Regions from separate parts of the Homo sapiens genome. Here region 1 is linked to region 2. A link is a loop called in an ENCODE intact Hi-C map of the cell type or tissue named here. Cell type or tissue: endothelial cell of umbilical vein. All regions are shown on one strand. Links, peaks and the distances in the headings refer to the core of each region. The heading gives the core; the rest is flanking DNA.

Evidence for each region. Hi-C counts contacts between places; a loop is a spot of excess contacts. Peaks named below come from ENCODE experiments on the same cell type or tissue, not always from the same donor. Only the 100,000 strongest peaks of a DNase experiment are listed, where the experiment ranks them.
Region 1: it touches region 2 in a loop (7-fold over the local background); 1 of 110 quality-filtered maps calls a loop at or near these places.

Annotation. Positions count from the first base shown.
Region 1 is chr12:27,545,358-27,553,746 of GRCh38, reverse strand. All of the region lies in intron 1 of PPFIBP1 (PPFIB scaffold protein 1), which reads right to left. Among named protein-coding and RNA genes, the nearest start is that of PPFIBP1, 25 kb to the right of the region's middle. RefSeq lists an enhancer at 3,739-4,938. In endothelial cell of umbilical vein, for the core only: no CTCF peak of the experiment used is centred there; DNase peaks (open chromatin) are centred at 3,916 and 4,266; H3K27ac peaks cover 2,722 bases.
Region 2 is chr12:27,457,285-27,465,673 of GRCh38, reverse strand. All of the region lies in intron 1 of SMCO2 (single-pass membrane protein with coiled-coil domains 2), which reads right to left. Among named protein-coding and RNA genes, the nearest start is that of SMCO2, 15 kb to the right of the region's middle. In endothelial cell of umbilical vein, for the core only: no CTCF peak of the experiment used is centred there; DNase peaks (open chromatin) are centred at 3,303 and 4,823; H3K4me3 peaks cover 254 bases; H3K27ac peaks cover 3,650 bases.

The sequences.
Region 1 (8,389 bases), core at 1,325-6,324, 89 kb before region 2:
AAGTATGAAGAATTACAAGAGCATTGAATTAGGGCCACATGAATGGTATGAATGGTGCCCCCTGCAGTTGTGAATGCTGAGTCCCCGAATATCGATGAGCTTCCTTGGGGGTCTTTTCCTTATCACTGGAGATAAACTTTGTAGACAAGAATTGCTTCCTATTTAATTCATAGGTCATCATTCATAAGAAACCAATTACTCCTACAGGGTCAGCCACATAACTTCAAAGCTATTGAAGGAGAACTCATCCAGCACCAGGGACTTTCCCAACACATGTCATGGTGTGTATCAGTCCCATCCACAGAGAAAGCTTCACTGGGCACTCTTGGCTCCTGCGGGGCAGGGGCAACCTATCGGTAAGACAGAAAGGGCTGCAGAAGAACCAACACAGCAGAGCACAAAACAGCATTCATCCAGAGTGTGGGTGAGCACCATCCCCGGCCCAGCTGGACTGAGTGGTGACAGTGGTGGCATTGTTGAGGGCCTGGGGAGAGATCAGACTTGTAGTTTCACTCTCTTCATGTCATCGTAAGCTTGAGTTCGTCTTTATTTTCAGTCACCCTCTATCCCCAGCCTGGGCAGTATATGGGGTCATCTGGCAATGAGTTAAGTTCAGTTATCAAATGAGTTATGTAGCAAAGATTCTTTTTCTGGCCAAACTTTAGTCAGGCTCATAAATCTTCTCCTAGGCCTCTGCGTGCACTTCCTTGTAAAATCCAAGTTTAGCAAAGAACCCTGCTAAGTCAGTTTAGCAAGAACCTCCCACTCTCGGTATCTGATCAGTCTCCTCATCCTCCACCATCCCCCAGGTGTCCGATCACCCTGGCCTATCTTCAGCAAGAATCCTGTTAGGTTAATTTAGCCAGAATCCCCCTTACCCCAACATTCCTCTTAGTATTTTTCCATCCACTGACTCCCACCCTGCTCCTTGGCTATAAATGCCCACTTGTCCATGCAATATTCAGAATCGAACGCAATCTCTCTCCCCCACTGCAAAGCCCTGTAGCAATGATCCTTTGTTCCATGCTTTAACAAGTATCATTGAATAATGTTTTCTTTAACTTAAGTTCAGAGTTATCAAATGAGTTATGTTCCGAGTTGTCAGATGGTCTTGAACCAGAGAAAAAGAGAAGAGCTTTTTCTCCCTGAGAAACATCGATTTGGAATCACAACTAGAATTCCACCTCTGGTACATAACAGTGAGTACAATTTTTCTCTCCCATCCTCAGCCCTGCCTTCTCCTTAGTCCCACCCTCAAAGTTCCATTGCAGCAGAACCTCTCTCAAACTAACCAAAACAGTTGCCTTTTGATCCAGTGTCAGCGTTCCTGACTGCAGTTCAAGACAACTTGGCTGGCCGGTGGCTCTGGAGTCGACTGTCTGGGATTACTGCAGCCAAAAGGTTTCTTGACCCCTAACCTGATAGCGGTTCAATTCTCTTCATTAACAATAAATTTCTCTATTCCAAAGACATGCAGGAGAAATGCCCGCAATACATTCTCTTTGACATGCAATCAGTGGACAATCAGAATTTAAAATATAACACCCATTTCAATTCATTGACAACAGAACTCGGAGATAAACAAATTCAACATTTACTGTTAGGCAGGCACCCTGATGAATTAGTCAGAACAAACGCTGTGTGAGAATTCATTAGAAATGTTTGAGTCAAACAAATTTTAGAGCTCAAGAAATCTGGGAATATCTAACCCATCCCCCTTGTTTTAAAGATGAGGAAACTAGGGGTCAGATGTTCTTGAAGGGGCAGACACGGACCTGGAACGCAGTCTGCTACTCAGCAATTATGATTTGATGTTCTGAAGGCTCTTTCGGTGTCTTCTAATATGGGTCTCCTTATGAACCACAGTCTGTCAAAATTTATTTTTAATGACAGGATATCTATCCATTTGTAAACATACTGTTTTATTTCAAGATGCCAGCTTGACACACAATCTTCACATCCTTTAGCAATATGTTAACTCAAAATAAAAATCATTAATTCTGTAAAAAGAATTAAGACGAACATGAAAAGCCAAGTGATTGAGTTGTTACAGAGACTTTGGCTGGCCAGTGTGTGAGCTCTCTTGGCACCGGAGACTACACGCCGTAGCCTAAAAGTTGTAGGAAGAATACCCAGCTGTTCATCTCCAGAGACTTACATTACACAATGGAACATCAAATAATTTTTTTTCTATTTTTTTGGATTTCCAAGACCTTTTATGTAGCCATCATTCTGGTTCTCAGCAACTGTCTAATTTACAATGTTCCTTTTAAACCTCCTCTGTTGCTCTTGGGAAGTGGAAAGGATGTAAACTATAAATAAAGCCAGTTCCTACTAGCTAATGCCAGGTTTAGACCTTCGTAGTACTAGTGGAGGTCAGTAACATAGGGCAACCATGATTATTTTTAGCAGCACGGTGGCCTGCGATAGAGAGATGGACACTGCCTTCTCAGTTTAGGTGCCGTCCACTTTGGGAGTGCCTGCAGACCCCCACAAGGCTGGGTTAGGTGCTCCTGGAGCACTGAGCACCTGTCTATCAGATCACACTCTTCTGGAACTCAAACCAGGTCTGTCGTGGTTATAAGTAAACTTGAACTCTTAACTACCATGGTGCAGATTGACTTTTACTACAAGCTATGTGATCTTGGAGAAGATCTCCCAAGGTCACATAACTAATCTTTGTTTCAGTTTTCTCTTTAGAAGATGGGAATAAGAGTACCTATCTCAGTTTTCACGTTTGTTAAAAAAAAAAAAATATATATATATATAAAATTAGTGCCCACCCCCAAACAAAGCACATGAAAGCACTGCCACAGAGTAAGTGAGTGATAAACACCAACCATTATTATTATTATTAATGCCACCCTTTCAAGTCTTACAAATGTTAATTGTCCTCTTATTTGTGTTTGTTTTATGTTCACCAGTTAAGACAGGATTGCAAGCCCTTACATGTGATGAGGGAAAAAACCACAAACTTTGAAATCAGCCAAGTATGGGGTAGAATCGAGGCTCTGTGACTTACCACATTTCGTTAATTTTAAAGGTTAATTTAACATCTCCAATATTGGAATGTGTCTTACAATTCGCGGTGGCACAGAGTCCATGTAGTAAGGTATAATCTCTGTTTGATCTCGGGCAAGTTATTTAATCTCTGTAAAACTGGTAATATTACCTACCTCTCTCTGAGTTGTCATAAAGCACGAATAACATATCCATACAAACCCCTAACACCATTGCATTTTGCACTCCTGTGAGTCCAGTGTCTTGTGTACAGGAGATGGTTAGGAGCTAAATAAAAATTTACATATGACTTAACAAAGCAACCCATTATCCATGTAAATGTTAAAATAGTTCCTGAATCCATTCTAGGTTAACATGTGTGAGTGTGCAGACATCCCAGCTGGAGCAGCTTACAAAAAAAATCAGGGGCTTTAAGTACAGAAACTCCATAGGGACAATGTATGGGCACCCAGAGCCCTTCACGAGGATCTGCAGCTGCTTCAAACACCCCACCCGGAGCCTTGGATTACTGCCCAGCTCCCCCATGGGGCCACTGATAGAGTCCAGCTCCCTGTTGAAGCCGAGCTCGGGTTCAAAGTTTGCCTGAGAGTATAAGAAGGTGCTTTTTACAAATTTAGTTATAACTCTTGGCATATATTAACAACAGTTTTGAGCACTTACTTCATTATGCTCCATTAAACCCTTCACAATAAGCCATTTTTCTGAGGTCCAGCATTTAAGTCACACCCTATCTGCCTGGCTTCAAAGCCTGTGTCCTTAACCACTAGGTCCTGACTCTCCGGGAGGTTACGCAACATCAGCTTACGAAAGAGGCGAAGCTCTCCCACGCTTCAAGGTCTCGCCTTCAAAACAGCCAAATAGCACTCTCCCTGGTGAGGGTGTCAGACCCTCCTACACCAGGTGAATGGGGGCCAAAGAAGGGGAGAGGGCGGGGCAGTTGTGTGTGCATAAGTGAGTGGTTCAGTAGCTTTCCAAGCCCCGCTGGAACTGCCACTTTCCTAGGACCCCAGCTGGTCCTAACCGGCAATGTTTTTTATTTTATCTTTTCCCATTTCTCTGTTCTTGATTTATTTCCCATATCTCCAGGCAACACCCTGCAGATCACTTCTGGTTCTTCCTTTTCTTGATAGACTTCCTTCATTCTTCTTTTTTTTTTTTTTTTAATTCTGGTTCTTCAAAAGTTTCTTTCCCAACAACAATTATTTCTCTCTGCATAGTACACACTTCCTGGCCAACAAATTCTTCTTTATTCATTCTTTGCAGACGTGAGTCACAATGAAAAGTCATAGTTGGAGATTCCTCATCCGGACTGTAGAAAAGGTCATGTCCCTAACTCCAGAATGCCAATGATAAAGGCACACGTACAGGCATGTTAGAAAGATGGAGAAGTCAGAGGAAGATGTGCACAAAGTTAAATCGCTCTGCCCTTTCTACTATCAGATCATCACCAAACACTCGTGGGATCACACTGAGAAGGATCATCCAAGTCAAGAGCTGCAGAAGAAATGGTGCACATATTCAAGAGTCTCACCTTTAGCCTTTCCTCTACAGCAGAATCACTATGCTACATTAATTTCCTTCTCATCTGATGACTTCTTGAGAGCTTTTTAGTTTCTGCATCTCCTATTTCTAGCCAATGCAATAAACCAGCTGGCAGATTATCCCCTTCACATCCAATGACCAAATCATCACATCTCTCCAAGAGGTTCAGAGGTGGGTGTTTTTATACAGAACCTGTCACCATGGCAGCTTGACTCTCTTCAGTTTCTGAATTAGGAACAGTGACCTACTTATATTTCTACTACACCCATAATGGAAACAGGTTAGTAATATCTTCCAGGACTTGACATTACGGAGCTTCCAGGTGGCAATGCAGATAAAGGCAAAGAATACACAGAGTCCAGGGGGCTCACTGGGAAGCGAAGTCCATGGTCTGAACACACACCCCCGATCACCTTTGCTCTATGCCACGACGAAGTCATCAGGCTTCCCCACCTCCAGTCCCCAAAATACACTCAAACTACTCAGATGATGGAGGAGCACAACCCATTGCCTCCTTCACTTACTAGAAGGCAGAAAATGCAGAAGAAAAACCATGTTGCCTTTTACAGATATGACTTAATCTGCAGTTGGGAAAGAGATTAGGTATAACTTTGGCTTTGTCTACTCATCCCACTTATACAACAAACCATGCCAGTTTTAGACATTTGTTCAGTGCAACTGGCTTTCGGAAATGCCAGAAAATTGATTCTTCCCTACCCCCGCCAAAGCATATTGACTTATCCTTTGGCAATTTAACTCCTAAATCATTATCCTCGACTATGACTAAAATATCACATAAGGTGATTCAGGAACCAAAGCTATAACCTCCTATATTTGCCTTCCATCCCCAGGGCCCCCTGGAAGGTTCTAAGTCTGAGTTTGTGTGCCTCACTCACTTGCTTGCCTTTTGTTACGGCGACCCATTCAACTGCATTTATATACACATAGGATGAATATTCTGAACGTGCAGTAATTCATGCTTGGGGAAAATTATTCAATTATGGGTCAGTCATTTCACAAATATAGAGGCTAAGCCCTGTTACACCGTAATCAGGTGTACATATTATCCAAGGATCTCATAAACTTCCAAGAGGCTGGAGATCTGTTTATTTAATAGTTCACAAAGCAGTTATAATCTCTTCCCTCAGTTTTGCTAAGGGATCCAGACTTTCTAACTTTCCATATAAAGGGACTTGCCATATGCCGGGCATTTGGCGCTACCCACTTGTTTCTTTCTCAAAGGGTTAGATTCTTTGGGACAGTATAGTAGACACTATATTGCTCCACCCAGACGTCCTTTTTAGGGCCAATACACCCATCCCCAGCTGCTGATGGTTCACAAGGAAGGTCCTCAGCCAGCTGCAGGACACAGCCTCACCCAAAGTGATACCCCCAGAAGGGGTGGCCAGTTGCCAGGAATTAGCTGATGTAGGCAAACAAAAGTCCAGCCCCTTGCTCAAATGGGGACAGCTCTGAAGAACCATCCAGCGCTCCCCATAGAAGTGGCTGGGGTCTCAGACGCAACCACATTTGCCAGTCAGCTTCTCCTCTGCCCAATCTTGCCTTGTTCCTTCCTTACAGGTGTCTCCTGAGAGCTCACCCCCAAAATCCTTCAGCACCCCACTCCTGGTCTCAGAGTCTGCTTCTAGGGAACCTAATTTAAGACCAGCAGCAGTTTTCTAAGATAACTAATGCAGAGCATTATTTTTCTAATTGTACGAGGAAGTCACAGGCTCCTTCAGAGGCCCTACAAAGGCTGATAACCGTCTTTGAAAAATACTCGTCATACAGCCACTCAGTTTAAAAACTACACATTTTTGATATTCAGCTCAGATCACTTTCTGAACACCAACCCAGTCAACAGGGACAGGAGTTAATGCACAGGAATACAGCAAGTTCACAAGTAAAGGCGGCGAGACCTAGCAAAGGTAGTGATTTGCTTGTCCCAACATCATGTGGCATTGAAAACTGCCACCAGAGCAAAGGAGGCCACATCTGGGGTTCCCAACCTTAACCATCAGAGTATGGCTGCCCACAAAAGACATATTTACTTTATAACCTCAAATCCTAGCAAATCTTCATTCTAAAGCTACCCGGCAAGAACAGTTCCACCTAAGTATGAAACTGAGTCCTGAACACTTTATTCATAACATTCCAAACTGGTTATTTGTTTTTGTTTTTTGAGGCAGGGTCTCACTCTGTCTCCCAGGCTGGAGTACAGTGGTGCAATCGTGGCTCACTGTAGCCTCAACCTCCTGAGCCCAAGTGATCTTCCCACCTCATCCTCCCTGGTAGCTGGGACAACCATGCCTGGCCAGTTTTTTGCATTTTTTGTAGAGATGGGGTTTCACCATGTTGCCCAGGCTGGTCTCGAACTCCTGGGCTCAAGTGATCCACCCACCTCAGTCTCCCCAAAATGCTGGGATTACAGGCATGAACCACTGCAGCCAGCCAATGTTCCAAACTTTTAAGAACAGGGAACAATTCCTGTGTAACTGATAGATGAATGATGACTTTGTAGAATTTACTGCATTCCCAAGAAAGGGGATTGCAGACAGGCCAATGCAGGAATCAGGAGCTCCTGCTATTGTCTTGCCCAGGAGACAGCACTATCTTCCAAAAAACTTCAAGGGAACTACCTGGCATCCAAACAGGCTCCAGTCTAGTTTAGGGTACAGGGATGGAATTAGAGTCACAGGCCTGGAAGTCAGTGGAAAAGCAGGTGCTTTTACCAGAGGTTTGGGTGAGGATGTCTAAAATGTAGCTAATGTACTCCATATAAAAACTCAAAAATCACACTATTATTTAATTTTTTACAGCATTTTACATGTGATCTCATTTGATCCTTAAAGCCCTCCCAGTGAGGGCTGGGCTGGTATCGTTCTAACAATTTTATAACTGCTTAAGTGACTTGCCCAATATCACACAGCTAATCAATGTAGGGATCAGAGTGCCAGATTCTTAGTTGAGGCTTCTTTCCCACAACAATCTGCCAATTCGCAACTTATCTACATGTTTCTCCAGGCATGTGTACCAAGCCCCCAAAACTTGGCTCCCTCCTCCCTTTGTGACTCCCACCTTCATACCACAGATTAATATTTCACAGGAACAAGAACTATCAATGGCACAAGGTCCTGGACAGGGCCGCAGATCACCGTCAAAGGTTGCTCTCTCTTCTTTCTCAATGACTCTACAATCCAGACCCTCCATTAATGGAGACTATAGCTTCTGAAGTACAGCTGACAAGAGGCTGAGGGGATCAAGTTATACGACTACCGTGTCCAACATCTCTGACTAATCTGGTTCACCTCAGTCGCATACACTGAGAGGCGGCCGGTTGGGGGAGAAGAGAAAGCTTTAAACAGCACACCAATTTCTTAGACACACTAACCGTTCCTAGGAAAGCCTTCTGTCCCTAGTCCACGGGTTTTGCCTACTGTTATTTGAGGCACTTGGAGGATTTTACTCTTGCCAAGTTGGCATTTGTTTCTGCAGTGCAAAAATGTCTGGACTGAAGAGATCACATGGAGATTTCTATGCTTCAGGAACACAGGCAAGCATCTCTCTGCCTCAGGTAGATGCATTATAGCTCGTGGGAGTGCTAATGAGCACTAATTACTCTATTTACTCCCTGAGCCAACCAGCCAGCAACAAGAAATCCCTGGTGAAACTTGCTGGGTTCTCATATGTACTATCCTGGCTCTGTTTCAAAGGGCTGGTGACAAAGTGATTTGAAGGGATCAGCATGAGGCTACCCAACTGGATTGTTATCTCAGGATCACTAGGCTTATTTTTTTTCTTATTATACTTAAGTTCTGGGATACAC
Region 2 (8,389 bases), core at 2,080-7,079:
GTGGCTGACGCACAATAGGTGCTCAAAAAATGTTGTCAAAGGAATGGAATGAATGCATACATGGTAGGCATGATTTTTATGGCAATATTTTAGGTCTCGTTATCACCCTGAGCATTTCTTCAGCCAAAAGCTCAAGTTCAGATGTGTCACCTTTCTTACGGTCTGTACTGCATGCCCTACCTAGTTAGGAACCAGACTCCATCAACAGCCCTCCCACAATGCCTGCTGGGCTAGTATCCAGCCTTCAGTCCCCACCTTATATCATGACTATGCTCCTACCTTTGGTTGTCCTGGGTGACCTCATATTTCTTTAGGAAAAATCACAAAATTCTTACTACTAGTTCCATCACAAAATAACAATAATAGTAATAGCTACTACTTGCTGAGTGGTTACTAATGCGCTAGGCAGTCTCCCAAGTGTTTTACATATATTACCTAATTTAATTCTTACCACCTTTTGAAAAGGAAGGGATCTTGGATTTAAACCCAAATCCAGTTAGTCTGGCTCCAGGGACCATGCCCTAAAGCAGCACTGTGTAGACCACACTTCGCGTACTGGGTTCTCACAGGTACTCGGCCAAATTCTTTTCTCTCTCTCTCTCTTTTTCTTTTCTTTTCTTTCTTTTTTTTTTTTTTTTTTTTTTTGAGACAGGGTCTCCCTCTGTTGCTCAGGCTGGAGTGCAGTGGTACGATCTCGGCTCACTGCAAGCTCTGCCTCCCAGGTTCACACCATTCTCCTGCCTCAGCCTCCTGAGTAGCTGGGACTACAGGCACCCGCCACCATGCCCGGCTAATTTTTTTTGTGTGTGTGTTTTTAGTAGAGATGGGGTTTCACCGTGTTAGCCAGGATGGTCTTGATCTCCCGACCTCGTGATCCACCCGTCTCGGCCTCCCAAAGTGCTGGGATTACAGGCGTGAGCCACCACGCCCAGACTTTTTTTTTTTTTTTTTTTTTTTGAGACAGGGTCTTTTTCTGTTGCCCAGGCTGGAGTTCAGTGGCACAATCACTGCTCATTGCAGGTTCGACCTCCTGGGCTCAAGCCATCTTCCCACCTCAGCCTCCCGAGTAGCTGGGACTGCAAGCATGCGCCACCACACCCGGCTAACTTTTGTATCTTTTTGCTTTTTGTAGAGACAGGTTCTCACCATGTTGCCCAGGCTGGTCTCGAACTCCTAGGCTCAAGCAATCCTCCTGCCTCAGCCTCCCAAAGAGCCAGGATTATAGAGATGAGTCATTGCGCCCGGCCTCTTCTGAGTCTCTGGTTAACTCCAAAATATATGGGCCCCAACAGCTGGTTTCTGTCTTCCTCAGCTCCTTCCCACTCTGCCAGCCCCTGAATGCTGCCAGCTCCCTCTGTGGGCGGTGACCTCGCCTCTGCCTTACTGCACTGATCAAGGCCAGCTGATGAGAATCTTCTCTCCACTGCCAAACAACTCCTGTGTGCAGCCTTTTTTCCATTCAAAATATTCCCGTGTTTTCCCTCATCATCTCCCACTCCCCTTCTATCTCAGAGAAAGCATGTGTGCACTCTCTTTCCTAAGGCTCCCTTCGTTCAGACCCTTGTTGGTTTTTGGGGATTCTATTCCATTAGTTATAAACGCTGTTCGCAATTTCAAAACCTCTGCTTGAGTGCCTCTGCTGGGATTCCACTGGGAGCTCCCAATTTCTTTGAGGAAACAGATGTATAAGTATACTTCTGACATCCTCAGGCTCTGCCTCCGCACTGTTGCTTTGCTTCTGTATTAAAACCTGCTTCTGTTTTCTCTCTTTTAGGAAAAAATGATTTCTTCACTCTGCATTTGGGCTGCCATCTTATCTCTCTCCTTCTTTTTAATAAAGATTTCTCAGGATTTCTCACGACACATTGCATATTACATATTCATATTTTAACTGCTTGTGGTATGGCTTGTTGATTACAAGGTTTTGTTGGTTTGTTTGTTTGCTTATTTTCATAGTTTGAGAGCTGTTAGTCATCCAATTTCCGTGGTGGGTTGGGAACAGTGCATTTGTTTCTCGCACTTATTTGACCCCAGAGCCTTTTCTGTGCTCAAAGCATTGTGCTTCATGGATTGTGCTTTGGTAAGCCCTTTTCAAAGATTATAGAGAAGCCTGGCACGGTGGCTCACACCTGTAATCCCAGCACTTCGGGAGGCTGAGGCGGGCAGATCACTTGAGGTCAGGAGTTTGAGACCAGCCTGGCCAACGTGGTGAAACCCCGTCTCTACTAAAAACACACAAAAATTAGCCGGACGTGGTGGTGGGCACCTGTAATCCCAGCTACTCTGGAAGCTGAGGCAGGAGAATTGCTTGAACCCTGGAGGCAGAGGCTGCAGTGAGCCGAGATCATGCCACTGCACTCCAGCCTGGGCAACACAAGCGAGACTCTGTCTCAAAAAATAAAGAAAGACATAAAGAAATAAAGATGGTAGAGAACCTAAGTGAAGTTCCCAGCCTACGGGAAGAATCACAAACAGCAGCACCCACAAACACAGGGCATCCTCATAGTCGCATCTTGGATCTCGTGACCTTGACCTTGACAGCTTTCCTGAGCCACCTCTTCTCATCCAGTGATGTAACCTCTTGGTGCTGCAGAAACAGACTTCGTCCCAGGCCGGCAGCTGGCTCTAACCCCAACATCTGCTCCACTCCAGCAGGAGGGATGGTGTAGTCCCAGCTTGTCCCACCTGCCAGCCACCAGGCCACCCCCTGCTCAATGAGTCCTGAGACGTGACACTTAAGAAGGATATGGGATCCCAGAGAAAACCCTAAGCCCTAAATGTGTTAGCAAAAGGCTTCGCCGAGGGCCCAGAGATTTCAGGAAGTAAACTTAGAGGGGAGTAAATATGTGTTGATTTATATTCCCACAGGAATCTAAACCTTTTAATGAGTACCTTTCCCTGGAGGGGTTTGTAATATTTTAATTTACTCTCAATTACTATTGTGAAACTAGTAGTTAAGTAGGCTACTCTGGTTTGAATGTGCCTCTTTTTAAACTGTGCCAGTACAGACAGATATCTGCACACTACTGAATACCTCCGAGCTTCACTTCTGTCATTAATAAAATGGGGAAACAATAGCTACCTTGCAGCTTACTGTAGGTATGCAGTGGCTTTATTGTACATAAAGCTCCTGGAACAGAGTAGGCATTAAAAAGAGAAATGACTGTCTGGAGGAGTCAAATACATAAAACCTCAGGCGGCGAAGATTTTGACCTCCGGGAGAAAGAGAATATTATTCATTGTACATCTGGGAAGTCCCTGGCTTCTAGCCCGTTAGTAAAATGATAAAATCACTGTTTTTAAGGAAATTGAGTTCAAAGAAAGAAAAAGAAAGGGAGTAAGGGGGAGGGAGAGAAACTGTGTCATTTCCTATGATAGTAAAGAAAGTTCTTGGAAGCTGAAACTCTCCCGTTAGACTCTAAGCAAGAGTGATGTCAGAGCTGGAACTATAGAAATTGTTAGCACGTCGAATGAACGAAATTAGGGCAGGTAGTTCCTACAGGGCTTCATAGATATTTAGGAAAAAAACATCATTGTGAAATCCCCTTACGTGGTGGTAATAGCAACCTCATCTCTATTACCAAATGTTCATCAGTTACAAATCTAAGGCTCTGCGCTAAGTAAGGCAGAGGATAAAAGGATGTCCAAACAGTCTTTAACTTCAGTTTAGATAAAGATAAATAACAACAATAGTTAGTAGCATGCTGACTGCAAATAATGGTTTATGTAAGTGCTACAGGATTGTAGAGAAACCATTATGGAAAGAATGCCTACAGAAGGGTAGCCTGGATTTTCTAATACTTTCCAAGAGCTTCACACAGTAAAAGAGACCTGAATCAAATATTGTTCTGATGAATGAAGAAGAGGGAAGAAAGATTTCCAGGGAAGGGGAGCTTTCTTAAATGCCAAGGCAAGGGATTTAAAGTTATCTAGAAGTTGAGGAAAAGAAAGTTTGTCTGACAAATCGTATTGTATGAAAGTAATTGTAATTCAATGAATGTTTTAACCAATTAAACAGAAGAGAAGGCAATGGTGGAAGACACATTTATATAAGTAAATATTCATCGTCATATCTATACAGCCAACTCTCCTTATCCGTGGGTTCTGTGGATCCAAAATATTTTAAACGTTACCCTAAGCGAACTAACACAGAAACAGAAAACCAAATACTGCATGCTCTTACCTGTAAGTGGGAGCTAAACATTGAGTACACATGAACACAAAGGAGGGAACAACAGACGCTGGGGACTACTTGAAGGTGGAGGGCTGGAGGAGGAGGAGGATTGAAAAACTACCTATTGAGTACTATGCTATTACCTCGATGATGAAATAATCTGTACACCAAACCCCCGTGACATGCAATTTACCTGCGTAACAAACCTGCACATGTACTCCTGAACCTAAAAGCTAAAAAATATCTTCAACAATATAAAATAACAATACAACAATAAAATAATAAAAGTTTAAGAACAATACAATATAATATTGACATAGCATTTACATTGTCTTAGGTATTAGAAGTAATCTGGAACTGATTTAAAGTATACATAGGAGGATGTGCATAGGTTATATGCAAATACTACACCATTTTATATCAGGCACGTGAACATGCGGGGTGGTTTCTGGATTTCAGAAAGGAGGAAAGAAAAGGGAAAAAGACAGGAAGGCAGGCAAGCACACTGGCAGAAGGGAGCTAGTGAGGATTTCTGTGCCAGGACTGACTTGGTCATATCATGCCCTTGCACAGAAACCGTGTCTTCCTTTCTGAAACCTGGCTTGAAATTGATGTCAGGACATGGTTTCTGGGCTGTTGGAAAAGGAAGCAGTGGTTTCTGGGCACTGGTGTGGGTTTTCCAAGATAAGCCCTGTGAGTCTCATTTCCTTTCCTTTGCATAACAGAGCTAAGGCTTTTGTAGAACAGTCAAACCTTGAAGAACACGGGTTTGAACTGCGAGAGTCCACTTATATGAGGGTTTTTGAAAATAAAAGTTACCCCGAGTGTGCCTGCCTCTCCTGCCTTCCCTTCCACGTCCTCCACCTCTTCTGCCTCTGCCACCCCTGAGACAGCAAGACCAACCCCCGGCTTCTCCTCCTCAGTCTACTCAACCTGACGATCACAAGGATGAAGACCTTTATGACTCACCTTTATGATTCACTTCCAACATAGTAAATATGTTTTCTCTTCCTTATGATTTTCTTTATGACATTTTCTTTTCACTAGCTTACTTTACTGTAAAAATATGGTATATAATACAAATAACGTACAAAATCTGTGTTAATTTACTGATTATGTAATTGATAAGGCTTCTGGTCTACAGGTGGCTATTAGTAGTTAAGTTTTGGGGAGTCGAAAGTTATACCTGGATTTTTGACTGTGTGTGGGGTTGGTGCCCCTAACCCCGGCATTGTGCAAGGGTCAACTCTTATTTATTAAGTACCAATAACTGTCCTAAACACCTTGCATATATTAACTCATTTAATTCTCAAAATAGTCTCATGTGGTTGCTATCATTGTCTCCATTTTACAGATAAAGATGGTCTCACAGAAAAGTCACGCAGCTGGGAATTGGTAATACATGTTACATATGATTTAGATCTAATTTTAAAAATAGTTAAAATTAATTTTAGATTTGTGGTATTTAATTTCAAGGCAGATGAGAACTTGTGATAGGTTTATGCTACTTATTTCCCAATATGTATTCTCCCTTTTGCTGTCATAACAGAATCCTGAGGTTTTAGCCCAATGCGTGCCTGCACAGAAAAAAAACACATTTTCCTGCCTCTTTTTCATCTCCAGGTGACTAAATTCTGGACAATGTGAGTTAGGTGGAAGTGTATGGGCAACTTAAAATGAGAGGCATGCCCTGTGTTCCCCTTCTCCTGCTCACTGGTGGGGATGTGAGGATGTGAGTGTGATGGCTTGAGCAGCTATTTTGGGCAATGAGGAAGCCCACACCCTAAATGATACCCCATTGGGATAGGAGAGCTGACAGCTGAAAGAATCACGGTCCCTGTCCAAATCATGAATATTTATTTATTTATTTTAACTTTTATTTTTGGTTCCGGGGTACATGTGCAGATTTGTTATATAGGTAAATTGTGTGTCACAGAGGTTGTGTGTACAGGTTATTTTGTCACCCAGGTAATAAGCATAGTACCTGATAGGTAGTTTTTGATCCCCACCTTCTTCCCATCCTGCACCCTGAAGTAGTTCTCAGTCTGTTGTTCCCCTGTTTGTACCCATATGTACTTGATGTTTAGCTCCCACTTGTAAGTGAGAACATGTGGCATTTGGTTTTCTGTTTCTGTGTTAGTTTGCATAGGATAATGGCCTCCAGCTCCAACTCTTTCAGCTCCATCCAAGTTGCTGCAAATGAATGATCTCGTTCTTTGTTATGGCTATGTAGTAGTCTGTGGTACATATACACCACATTTTCTTTATCCAGTCTACCATTCAAATCAGGATTTTTTTTTTTTTTTTTTTTTTGAGATGGAGTCTTGCTCTGTTGCCCAGGCTGGAGTGCAGTGGCGCGATCTTGGCTCACTTCAAGCTCCACTTCCCGGGTTCATGCCATTCTCCTGCCTCAGCCTCCCGAGTAGCTGGGACTACAGGCACCTGCCACCCCACCCAGCTAATTTTTTGTATTTTTAGTAGAGACGGGGTTTCACCGTGTTAGCCAGGATGGTCTCGATCTTCTGACATCGTGATCTGCCCGCCTCGGCCTTCCAAAGTGCTGGGATTACAGGCGTGAGCCACCGCGCCTGGTCTTTTTTTTTTTTTTTTTCGAGATAGAGTTCTCGCTCTGTCACCCAGGCTGGAGTGCAATGGCACAATCTCAGCTCACTGCAACCTCCGCCTCCCGGGTTCAAGCGATTCTCCTGCCTCAGCCTCCAGAGTAACTGGTACTACAGGCGCCTGCCACCATGCCCGGCTAATTTTTGTATTTTTAGTAGAGATGGGGGTTTCACCATGCTGGCCAGGCTGGTCTCGAACTCCTGACCTCAGGTGATCCGCCCACGTTGGCCTCCCAAAGTGCTGGGATTAGAGGCGTGAGCCACTGTGCCAGGCCGGGAATTTTTATATAGAAGAATAAAACTCTATCTTTAAGCCATGTTAATTAGGGGTTTCTATCACTCACAAAAATTTAGTGTAGATAATATTAAATTTAATTGTTTGTAGACATTATTTAAACTTTTAAAAAACCTTTATTTACCCTATTTATAAGTTGACTTATTCAATTTATAAGAATTGCATAAGTGCTTAGAAAACTTTTACTTATGCTTATCAGTCCCTTCGGGCCTTTGAAATGTTTAAGAGGAAAATATATAAAATGTAAAAATTTAATTTAAACTCTTTCAGGAAGTTTAATTAACTAGTTGGTAAATGAGGTTAATTGTTTGAGGAATTTAATCTGTTTAATTTATTCATTAATTGAACACTCATTAATCAAAGAATGTGTGAAAGTAATGTTTTTTAATAAAAATTAATTTATAAATAGAATACTAATGCGCTTAAGTTAAATTTAGATTAAAAACTAGGTTTTTAAATTTGTAATTTAAATAACTGCATATTAATTTAAGCACAAGCGGATACAATTAGCCTTTTCTGCATACAAAACCTTTTCTCAGACGTTTAACAATACAGCTGACAGCAGATGAGAAAAATGGAGACATTGAGGAAGCTGCAAATATGTGAGGAATGAGAAGAAAATTTTAATCTTTCTGCTGGTGCAAAACAAAAAAGAATGAGATAGAATACAGATTTTCTCACATTCTTTTTCCAGCTAAAACATCAACCATCCTACCTCCCCTAAGATGAGATAACAAAAAGATATTACATTTTATTTTTAACCAGAAGTACTGGTTACGAAGTTTTAAATTATTATGTCTTATGTAGATTCTGACTTCACCTGTACTCTCAGTGACTTTGTACAGAAATCAGGAAGATGCTTTGAAAGAAACACTGTGCAATGAAAGTGCCACTGATGTGTCTAGCATTGACATGCTTTTGGCTGCAAAGACTTGAGCCCACACGTTGCCTGAAACCTTCAGTCCTTTGAAGCTGTGATTTCAAGACCCAGATGTTGACAGCTGCTCAGAATGCTTCTCAGGAAGAGGCTGGGACTTCCAAGACCCCATTCCTGGGTTGGGTGATGAGTGGTTCTGATACTGTGAAAACTCACAAAAGACTATGTAATGATACCAACCACGTGAGACTATTTTGAGAATTAAATGAGTTAATATATGCAAGAGACTTTGTGAGTGGGACAAACAGAACTCAGAGAGTGTCTGATCTACCATGGCTGGCTACATAATTTGGGGGCCCCAATGAGAAATGAAAATGTAGGGTCTCTTGTTCAAAAATTATTAAGAATTTCAAGACAGTGAC